Regions from separate parts of the Homo sapiens genome. Here region 1 is linked to region 2. Evidence: read pairs that join two places in POLR2A ChIA-PET (ENCODE). Cell type or tissue: HepG2. All regions are shown on one strand. Links, peaks and the distances in the headings refer to the core of each region. The heading gives the core; the rest is flanking DNA. Region 1 overlaps LOC105373456 (a long non-coding RNA gene). Region 2 overlaps LOC105373456 (a long non-coding RNA gene).

Evidence for each region. ChIA-PET counts read pairs that join two places held together with the same protein. Peaks named below come from ENCODE experiments on the same cell type or tissue, not always from the same donor. Only the 100,000 strongest peaks of a DNase experiment are listed, where the experiment ranks them.
Region 1: POLR2A ChIA-PET joins it to region 2 with 6 read pairs; 2 of 35 experiments call an interaction of 5 or more read pairs at or near these places.

What each region holds. Positions count from the first base shown.
Region 1 is chr2:18,828,932-18,834,317 of GRCh38, reverse strand. The region is part of intron 4 of LOC105373456 (a long non-coding RNA gene); the gene reads right to left. Among named protein-coding and RNA genes, the nearest start is that of LINC01376, 200 kb to the left of the region's middle. In HepG2, for the core only: no CTCF peak of the experiment used is centred there; a DNase peak (open chromatin) is centred at 3,167.
Region 2 is chr2:18,887,332-18,892,717 of GRCh38, reverse strand. All of the region lies in intron 4 of LOC105373456 (a long non-coding RNA gene), which reads right to left. Among named protein-coding and RNA genes, the nearest start is that of LINC01376, 140 kb to the left of the region's middle. In HepG2, for the core only: no CTCF peak of the experiment used is centred there; a DNase peak (open chromatin) is centred at 2,957.

The sequences.
Region 1 (5,386 bases), core at 215-5,214, 58 kb after region 2:
GTGCCACACTCTGTGTCCTCCGGTCTTAAGGATTGAGATGGGCAGAAAGTGCCCTAGGATCAGGGGACATACAGATCCTTCCCTGTAGATCTCACCCTGTGGGTGAGAAAAAAGACTTGCCTCAGGCTGGGAAGCATTGCCCACTGCTCAAGAAGCTGTCCGAGGCCTCTTGCCCAAAAGCTATGGCCCTGCCAGTGCCATTTTAGGTTGCTCCAGGCAATATGGCCATATGTTTCTTGACCTCACTCAGACCTTCAGTTCTTAACTCTCTCAGCAGTGTTAGCTCTTATCTAAAAGAACCCTCTTTAGCCATTCCCAGCATTTTGATTCTCTGAAGTAGAATTTAATTCAGTTCCATAAGTGCTTGCAACAGGGACTCCGTGCTGTGGGCTCCAGGAAGCACAAGGGGCCTGTCTCTGGGCATCATAGGAGCACACTCTGAAGGTCAGACTCTCCTCAGAATTAAATTACTATGGACCAGAAATAGGAAAGGGACATAATTCCAACACTGCCTTGAAAGTCAGAAGGCCTGAATTCTAATTCTAGCTCAAGTCAACTGTCCCACTCTGGGCAAGTCTTTTTTTTTTTTTTTTTAATTCTCTGGATCTCATTTTCTACCTTTTAAAAATGAGGTGATACTTTAGCTTTTACTCTAAATCCATATAATTCTAAGTCTTTGCACTTTGTGTTCAGACAGCATTCTGAAAGAGGCTGATTCACAATAGGCACTGAAAGGACAACTACAAAGAGGCATTCTACAAAACACCTGACTGCTCCCCTTTAAACAGGCCAAGGTCACGGATGACAAGAAGGGAGCAAGAAACAGTTACAGATTGGAGGGGATGAAGGAGATATGATGCCTTAATGCAATGTGGGATCCTGATTGGGTCCTGGAACAGAAAATGGATATTTGCGGAAAAACTTGGTGTCTTAGTCCGTTTGGGCTGCTATAGCAAGACGCCATAGACTGGGTGATTTATAAATAGCATAAATTGATCACTTACAGTTCTGAAGGCTGGGAAGTTCAAGATCAAGGTGCCAGCAGATTTGGTGTCTTGTGAGGGCTGTACCCCATAGATGGCACCTTCTATGTGTCCTCACATGGCAAAAGAACATCAGGGGTTGGCAGCTCCCTCAGGCTTCTTTCAGAATGACACTAATCCCATCTGTGAGGGAAGAGCCATCCTGACCTAGTCACCTCCAAAGCCCCCACCTCTTAATACTGTCACCTTAGGGGTTGGGTTTCAAAACATGAATTTTGAAGGGACATGAACATTCAGACCATAGCACTGGTTAAAGTCTGTAAGCTTATAGTTTAGTTAGTTGTACTGTGTTGATACTAATTTATTTGTATTGATATCATGGTTGTATAACTATATTATATGTTAATATCAGAGGAAGCCAGGAGAAGTGTATATGGGAGCATTGTGTAGTATCTTTGCACTCTTCTTTAAATAAAAAATATTTTCAAACAAATTTAAAATAATAAAAATGTGGTTATATATTTTCTCAGAAAGTAGGAGCGTACATTTCTCAAGACCAGGGACCTTCTTTTCTCTTTCTGTATGTTCCTTAGTACTGCACATAGAGGTATCTTGCAGTAAGTTCTCAAAGAAATCTATATTAGAATTAAGTAGACCAAAAATGATTCACAACCAAATTTTAACCTGGGAAAAAGCAATGTGAAAGCTTGTGTCTGTTATAAGCAGTTAATATTGCAATTTTGGTATTTTTACAACTAAAACACAAAACAGTCCAGAAAAATACCATCATTTCCTGGCACCAAGGAAAAGAAATCTCTCCATGTTCAAGTCAGATAGCCAGACTGATTTAGGAAAACAAAAAGAAAAGAAAAAAAAATAACAAAAGATCAGATGGCTTTAAAAAAAAGAAATCATTGTTGCTATTTGGACTGAGCCAGAAGCTCCAGATAACAGTAACCACTAAAGCGGGGAGGGTGGGGGGGGAGGAAGAACAAAAAGCCTTGGAGCTCTCAATTTGTTTTTCATAAAAAATGAATTGCCCCCACCAAAATGTGCCTTGAAGAGTTAATTAAACAGCTGCCCTCATGGCTGATTCTGAGATGTTAGGAGCCCCCTGACAGGCTGCTGAACAAATGGGGCAATAAAGGTGTGGGTTGTTTGGCTTGATTGAAGAGTTTGAGTTTTTCACCCCTTAGTCTCCAAACCATCTGGAAGTGAGTCTGTGGAATGTGGGATGGCAGCCTCTCTGCCCTTATCTGCTGATAAGATTCTCAGCCTCAAACACGTGTACTAGAAAGGCAGGGAGCAAATATTTTAGACCTTAAACAACTTGCAAATCCTCCCTGTAAAGTGCATGCTGTGCTATAGCACAGAAGGAAGAAAAACCATCTTGCATTTTCCCCCTCTGTAGCCAGGGCTTTTGACATCAAAATGAGCAAACACTAAAGTTTCCCTAAAGGAAAACTGTTTTGGTCTTGACCGTTGAGTGTTACTGACCTTCTCTGAGTCTCCAAAACCCATAGGCTTTAAAGACAAAGCTCCTGAGAGTTGCCCAAGAATGAAACTGCCATAGAAAGAAGGTGTAATTCAGTGAAGAATTTGAGACTAAGGAACAATGTTTATGTTCTCAAGCTGAATCTTAAAAAACAAAAGTCTAAAGATGGCCTGCAGGTTACAACTTCACTGACAGAGAGTTCAGGTGTCTGATACCAGAAAGGTTTGACTGCTGATAAGGAAGAGTCTGGAAATTGTGAGTTTTGCTTTTAAAGCCTAAAAATCAGGCAGTATATATGCTGTGCGTACCTGCTGTGGTATGTGTATATGTGGTACAAGTTTGTGTGTGTGCATGTGTGTGTCAATGTCAAATTAAATTTAAACCAGACATAATAAAGAAAAAACACAATTAGATGAGGTAACATCTTGGGTGAGATACACACCACACACACAAGGACCGAAGGGACGCCATAGTTCAAAAGCACTTCGAGAATTCTGTTATTTAATCTTTCATACAGTCTTCTATTTTTGAGCTCCTAGTATGTTCCAGGCACTAAGTGGACTCTGGGAATACAGAGCCAGGTGATACAGTTAAGCCTTGCTCTCAAGGCATGCACAATCTAGAAGTACAGCCAAAGTAACCCAATGATTACAGGGCAGAGTGATAAGGGCCATGATAAGAGGAAGCTCAGATTGCCCTGTGAGGCCAGATGTGGGGTGGCAGTGAACAGGGAAAATAGCTAATGCATTGTTTGTTTTTCAAAACAGAAGATGTTTCTTCCCCTCTGGGCTCATCCCACCTCAGACTGATCTTTAAACTCAAATAAATAGGAAAGCTTTAATATTTGTGGAGTCACAAAAATACAATGACAAACTTGATCAAAATGTTCCTTCTCTCTAGTCTCAAAAATCTCAAGTTTACGCTGTTTGAATGACTAACAAAATTACTTTTTAACACAACAGAAAATCACCATTTAATTTCATTTACTCACTCGAATATTTTTTAAAGTATATACAGTTGGCCCTCTGTATCAGTGAGTTCCACATCATAGATTCAACTGACCTCAAGTCAAAAATATTTGAAAAAAATGAAAGGATGCAAGCATCTTTACTGAAGAGGTACAGATTTTTTTCTTATCATTATTCCCTAAATGCAGTATAACAACTATACTATTTACATAGTATGTCATTGTATTTAGGTATTATAAGTAACTTAGAGATGACTGAAAGAATATAGGAGGATGTGCATAGGTTATAGCAAATATGATGCCATTTCATGTCAGGGACTTGAGCATCCACAGATTTTGGTATCCACAAGAATCCTGGAACTAAATCCCCATGGATACCAAGGGATGACTTTATTCTGTGCAAAGTGTCAGTGCCCATGGTGTTAAAGAACACTGTCCCTTTGATCCTAACTCTTGAAAAAGGGCCCACTCTGGCCTTCTACATTTTATAAAACTTAATTGGTTTCATAAAAGAAAAGTTATCCTATTCCCACTTGTTGACAAAAACCAAAGTCATCATTTTTATCTACATCATCCTGCTAGAGGCAGAAGGGTTGTCTAAAGGCCTTATAACTAATTGCAAAGTAACACAATGATAATGATAGTCTCTTGGGCAAATTAATCTCACAAATATTTTGGCTCTGGCCAAACCAAACCAATGGAATTTCTTTATACATAGCTGTGATATTAACATAATGCCTTACTTGGCAAATAAACATTCAAACACAGCAGCCATGAAAGATCGACTTTAATAAGCTTATGTTGAAATAAATGATTCCTAGAAAATATGACAGTTCTTTAAGGACTTTGTGTCAGTACTCACACACAACAGCCCAACTTTCTCCTCCAAGTTTATAACTTTTTATATTATACTCTCAAAATACCCTCAAATGCCCAAAATAGATATTCTAAATTCCCTCTCTAGTTCTTCAAATATGAACTCTGCTGATTTTGCCAATTGTACTCCTAGATTTAGTTTCTCCGGTTAAGTGAGGAAGAGGCTTCTGCTTCCAGAGGTCAAACATTATCTTGATTTAGCAGGTTGGGCCCCTGAATCACTCCTATGCTCAGTAGCAAAGAATGCAGGCTGGGAAGGATTAATTACCAAAGCCAGTAATCCTGACTCCAACCTCCAAAAATATGAGGAAGTCCAAAAAAAATCTTGAAAGTGATTTGCAACATTCTGTTCAAATCAGTCTCATGAGTAATGTCACTTTGACACCTCTTACCCATGTAAACATAATTATCGCAGACATATCAGCTATTCTTTCTGAACCTTCTCCTTTTCACCCTGAGGCTCAATTTTCCCTCCTCTGAAAGAAGATCAACATAGTTCTACTAATAGCTTCTTCTTCAGTCTTCCTAGTGAAACAAGTACCCTGAAAGTGTAAGAATGCCAGTAGCTTGTTTTATGACAAGTCGTGTGTACTCCCACAGGCCTAGGAAAAGAATTAATTATGTATTTTGGTCTCGAGCCCAGGGGACATAGACAATCTTGGCAAGATCTCCTAAGTGGGATAAAACCCTGAAATTCCTGTCACTTCACATAAGTGAAATCTCAGTTTGTTAGGTGGTAACAGAGTGGAAATTCCTAGCTGACCATTAAAACTCCTAAATAGGTAGCAGTTTCTTTAATTTACTTTGATCTGGACTCAGTTGGCTAAAAGTTTGCTACAAGACCACATGTCTTCTGTATCACATGAGTAATCTTATGAATGAAATATTTATAGCTGAAGTTATTCACCCATTGAAAAGCCATTAGTGACTTTTATAAAGAGACACACACACACACACACACTTACATACACACACATATGTAAACATACAATATCAAACTCTAGCAGGTGACATGGTTTTGTATGTGTTAGAGATTGGCCTTGCCTAAGCAAGAATCCAAGGTTC
Region 2 (5,386 bases), core at 274-5,273:
ATCAACAATACAATTATGAGGCAGGTCAAGTTAGGAGAGTATGCTGGAAAACTCTTTGTCATATGCTATCTGGTTCAGTTGAACAAAGCGGTGGTTTCTAAGTGTAGCCCATTGGCCACAGTGACCAAACAGAAAATATTGCAGGGCTCTCACTTTTTACCAGGCTCTCTGCTTCGTGTTAAGGGAAGACAGCATCAATTAAATAAGGTATTTACAGGGCACATATATCACTGGTTATGAGATTAGATTGTACTTAAAGACCACCCACCCCAGAAGCTCTGTGCATTGGGTTTCAGCTCATAAGTAGGGTGGTTGGGTAATGGGGGAGACTTGGAATTAGGAGGTCAGAGGGAGTAGACATCAATATTAACTAGAGTGGCTATGAAAGGCTTTGCACCCAGAATAAGTAAGGGAAGAATTGGTGATAAGAATATGCTTGGCTTACAGCAAGAAAAAAACAAAACAAAACAAAACAAAAACCTGTCTTGCTACATGATGACTTTTGGTGAAAAACAAAACAAAACAAACAAAACTGTGAGATACCATTGAGGCACAAACCGAGAACTGAGGCTGAATTGTGAAAAGTGATTTCGGTTTTGTTTTCTTATGCCAGGCTAGAGTTCTGACCTTTGGAGCTCAAACTTAATTATTCTTTCCCCTAAGGAGAGGTCCTCATTGGCTTATTGTAGTGGGAGCAAAATTGATCTAACCATACATAACTTTTCCTGTGTTTAAAAGGCCTTTATGTTTCTTTCAACTCCTTAAATTTTCAAAGGGAGGGGAAAAAGCATGTTTAGTTGCTTAATATTTCTGTATATCTTAAAGGACCCTTCATATTTATCATCAGAGACACACCAAAGCACATTACAAGTAATGCAAGCCATCTGGTGCTTTGCAGGCCAAAATCAGTTGATGGTTTAAGAGTAAAAACCATCCTTTTGTTAACATTTTTCTGGAGCACATCACCAAAGAATGCATAGCCTCTCTCTGCATTTTTCAGAAAAGAACTGTCATCTTAGCTCCTTTCTTCGGGTTTCTAAGTACTTCTAGGATAGGCAGGATTGATCTGATTTCTTTTGATAACTCTTTCAAACCTGTCTAAATCACCTTCTGAATATCAGTGAAATGGTTTAAAATGTGTACTGTGGATCTCCAGGTCTACCCACTTAAATCGTATCTAATAAACTTGCGTAAGGTTAGCAAAACCTCCTTATCTGGGACATAGGCTAACCTGTGTCCTTTGGTCTAAGTCAAGCACTGGTGATTGGTAAAGTAACTCAGAATGACTACTAGAGATTTGGCATTTTCACTGATTCCTTCTATTTCAAAATTCTGATTGAGTCTCAATTCATGGATCTCATTCATTGAGAATGCTCACTAAAATTCAATAGAGACCTAAAGAATAAATGCCCTGTGTATCCAGCCACTTACCTACTCCCCAAAATCTCCATGCTCCTTCCTATATCTACATATTTACATGTATTGCCCCCAAGTAATTCAAGGCCCATCCAAAAGACTAGCTCCTTCAAAAACTCTATTTGATCCTACTTCACCACTCCCCTCCACCCTACTCTGGCTAGTTTATTTTGAATTACACATAGTTTTATTAAATTATATTATCAGACTGTGAGCTGTTTAAAAGGCCAGAACTATGCCTGATTAAATGCTACATCATCCAGCCTTGTTGCCATCATGGTAACGAGCATAATTCTGAAATGTCATTATGCCTATGCCTATGCCTAGTAAATCATAGGAAGAAAGTACATGCTTGCATAAAGAAAGATGGGTAACGAAATATATCTGAGTTGAATTTTTGTTATATACTTAGTTGTATCTTTGAAGAAAGGTATTATACAAAAGAAAAAATATTACTATCATGAATACAGCAGTTGAGTTTGGTGCATGTAAAATTTTCCCAGCAAAATACTTCTGGAGGTAAATCTTAGGTTGAAAATCTTGGATCTAAAAAGGCTTACCTCCAGCAGAACTTTGCTGGGAACATTTTACATGCACTAAACTCAATTATCTAATTTCATCTTCTCAACAATTCTGAGGAAGTGGTTACTATTCACGTATTACAGATGTGTAAACTGAAACGCAAAGTAGTTAAAATGCTGACTTGGAACTATATCAGTACTCATAAATTTAAATGCTTTGCTTTTCTCTCTGGTACAAGGAGTTAGCTGGAGAGGAAAAGGGCAAATAATATGACACAAGGTGCCAGAAAAGAACCCCTATACCATTATCTGTGCCCCTATCCTGCCCCTGATACGAGAAAACTATCAACTTTATGGAGGGAAGTAGTATGATTCTGTCTTAACCTCTAGCTTTTTCTTTGAGTTTGGGCCCTTCCTTTAAGGAGAGGGCCATGAACTCCCAGAGGTCCAAGAATTCCTCCTGCTCCTGGTCACTAGGCATGTCTTGGAGTAGGGATGATGGTGTATAAAACCCTACTGGCAAAGGAAAAAATATGACTCACGGTAACATGTTGATTTCCATTGGAGCAGCTGGAGAGAAACATGGTTTCTGCCAACATCCACTGACGTCTCTTTGTGCCAACCTCCCAAAATAGAAATCCCTGAGAGAAAACAGGAGCATCCCTCAGAAACACAAGAAGTCTGTCTGGGGTTTAGTTACATATAAAGATTATACACTGAGCATCTAGGCTTCTGCAGGCCCCGCCCTGTGCTGAATTCTCACCAGGACTCCCTTCTTCTGCCCTCAGTCATTCAGCAGCCAACAATGCTCTTGGTGATGGGTTTCTCTTAGAAATGCTTCCCATTCTAGAGAAATAAAGTACCACAAGCATGAAATTGACATTTTGGCAAGTAGTGCCATTTGCCACCTTTCATCTTCCCGCAGGTTTCATTTTATTTAAATTAAGTCTTTCTGGTGAACTGGGGCTATTAACCCACCAAAGTAAATAAGAACTACACACACCAAAGGTAAAACCTTAGGCAGAGACAATGGCATTGCTAGCTTATTTGCTATTCCAAGTGACATTTCCTCAGATGTTTGCCGCCCTGCTGTGCAAACATAGCTACACATGAAATAAAGTAAAAAGAAAAAAAAATTAAACAGCAGTTAGTGGTTGGATGTTATTTCCAGTTTGGAACCACTGACAGGCTAGCTATAGAAAACTCTTCCCTCTGTTATTACAAATAACAGTTTGTGGATGGTGAAAAGAAAACAGAACTGAATTTTCTTTTAACTTCAAGTACAGAAGCTAGTGTGCCTATCATTACCACCACATTACAATACATTATGGGAGAAGGTCATAGTAACTTTAGAGGGGTTATTTCCATCCATGTCTCTCATCCTCTCAAAATTGTTATACTGGGACCAGGCTGATGCCAAATGCAATGCTAAAGAAAACACACCAAGTTGAAGTGAGCTAATTAGAGAGAATAAGACAGAACCAAAAGGTCAATGCATAGGCCCCAATACTGAAACAGGTTTTTTGTTTTGTTTTGTTTTGATTTTTTTTGCCACAATGCACCCTGACAAAGCAGCGCAATAAACATCCCTGCTTCTCCACTTTCAGTTCTCCCTGTGTGCCCACTAATGATTTTCCTTTCTCCAAGGACCTATCCTTTATCTATCCTTTATCCAAGGACCATATTTGCGGTCATTGTCAATATCCATGGAATCAATCTAGCAGCAAATCAAATTCTTCCACCTCTGTCAATTCATAGAATTATGTTACTACCTCCTTGCACTGATGATGATGGTGATGATGATAGAAAATAATATCAATAAAACAGCTAATATTAGCAGTTTTCTACCTACCAGGGAATTTTCTTATTTAAACCACATAACTCTACAAGTTAGTGATTAGGTACTTTCTTTGTATTTTAGTTATGTGTCTAATTGCTGTCTTCAGATGGAATATACATGATGAAGGATCTGAGTTTACATAACCACAACCTTCAACCCTGTCCCTAGGTAGTCCCTAGTCAATGCAATGAAATAGAACAAATGTCCATGGGAGAGACTCACGTGTTTCAGAATACTTGGGGTATGGTGATCATATCTGCTCTAAATAACCAACAAAGATTACATCAAAACAATAAATATGCATAAAGAAACAAACAAAAAAGGCCAGACTATTAGAGTGTTGCTCGTTTACCTTGCGACTTGGCTGATCATCTTCAAGGGACATACAAGTAGACTAACATTTTCAAATGACTATAGCCTGATAATTTGTACTCAACTTATACACGTGGTTCCTGAATAAAGGATAATGGATAAGAATTGCCTTGAGTGAGAGACACAGTTCGAAGAGCTCATCACTATAATGTTTATCTCCATCTAATATTTTTTAGGAGTTGGAGGACATGACCTTGAGTCAAGGCCCTGAAGTTGGTATCACTCTTAGTAAATGGGCCACCACACATGATGGTACTCAGCTCCTCGTGGCCACAGCATCATTACTTAGGAGGCTTCTTCCAGTTTTTATTATTTTTTATTTTATCTATTTTGTTACTTTTTTTTAGATCATGCTCTCTCACCCAGGCTGGAGTGTAGTAGCGTGATCATGGCTTACTACAGCCTCAACCTTCCGGGCTCAAACAATCCTCCCACCTCAGCCTCCCAAGTAGCTGGGACGACAGGCACATGCCACCATGCCTAGCTAATTTTTGTATTATTATTATTATTATTATTATTTTGTAGAGATAGGGTTTCACCATGTTGTCCAGGCTGGTCCTGAACTCCTGGGCTCAAGAGCATCTTCCTCAGCCTCCCAAAGTCCTAGGATTACAGGCATAAGCCACTTGCTCTTCCAGTTTTTAGACGAAAAAGTTAACATAACTCTTTTTCTTTTTCCTCTATAAAATGGACTGAAGCAAACGAGGAGAACATAAAACAGAAACAGGTATGCTATTTTGATGAGTCTATGGAACACCTATAACTCCAAACCACAATGTATAAATAAGGGCCGCTAGGAGAAATAAAATGGTAATGACAGTAAGAGAGGATGCCAAAAAAGGCACCTAGCTTCAAAGACCTTGGGCCAGAGCCAGATGTGCATAATGATTATTTCTTTGAAAAGATACAAGAAGTATGCATAAACTCATTGTACAAGCCTCTTGGAATCCAGTTAGACTCTATGGCATACTAAGCAAACTATGGTTGGATAGCAAAGGAGCACTATCTTTGAAGAAGGAGAGGCCCATTGTGGGCAAGGTGCTAAAGAAAGAATGGCAATCGGCCAGGCGCGGTGGCTCACGCCTGTAGTCCCAGCTACTCGGGAGGCTGAGGCAGGAGAATGGCGTGAACCCGGGAGGCGGAGCTTGCAGTGAGCCGAGATCCCGCCACTGCACTCCAGCCTGGGCGACAGAGCGAGACTCCGTCTCAAAAAAAAAAAAGAAAGAATGGCAATCAA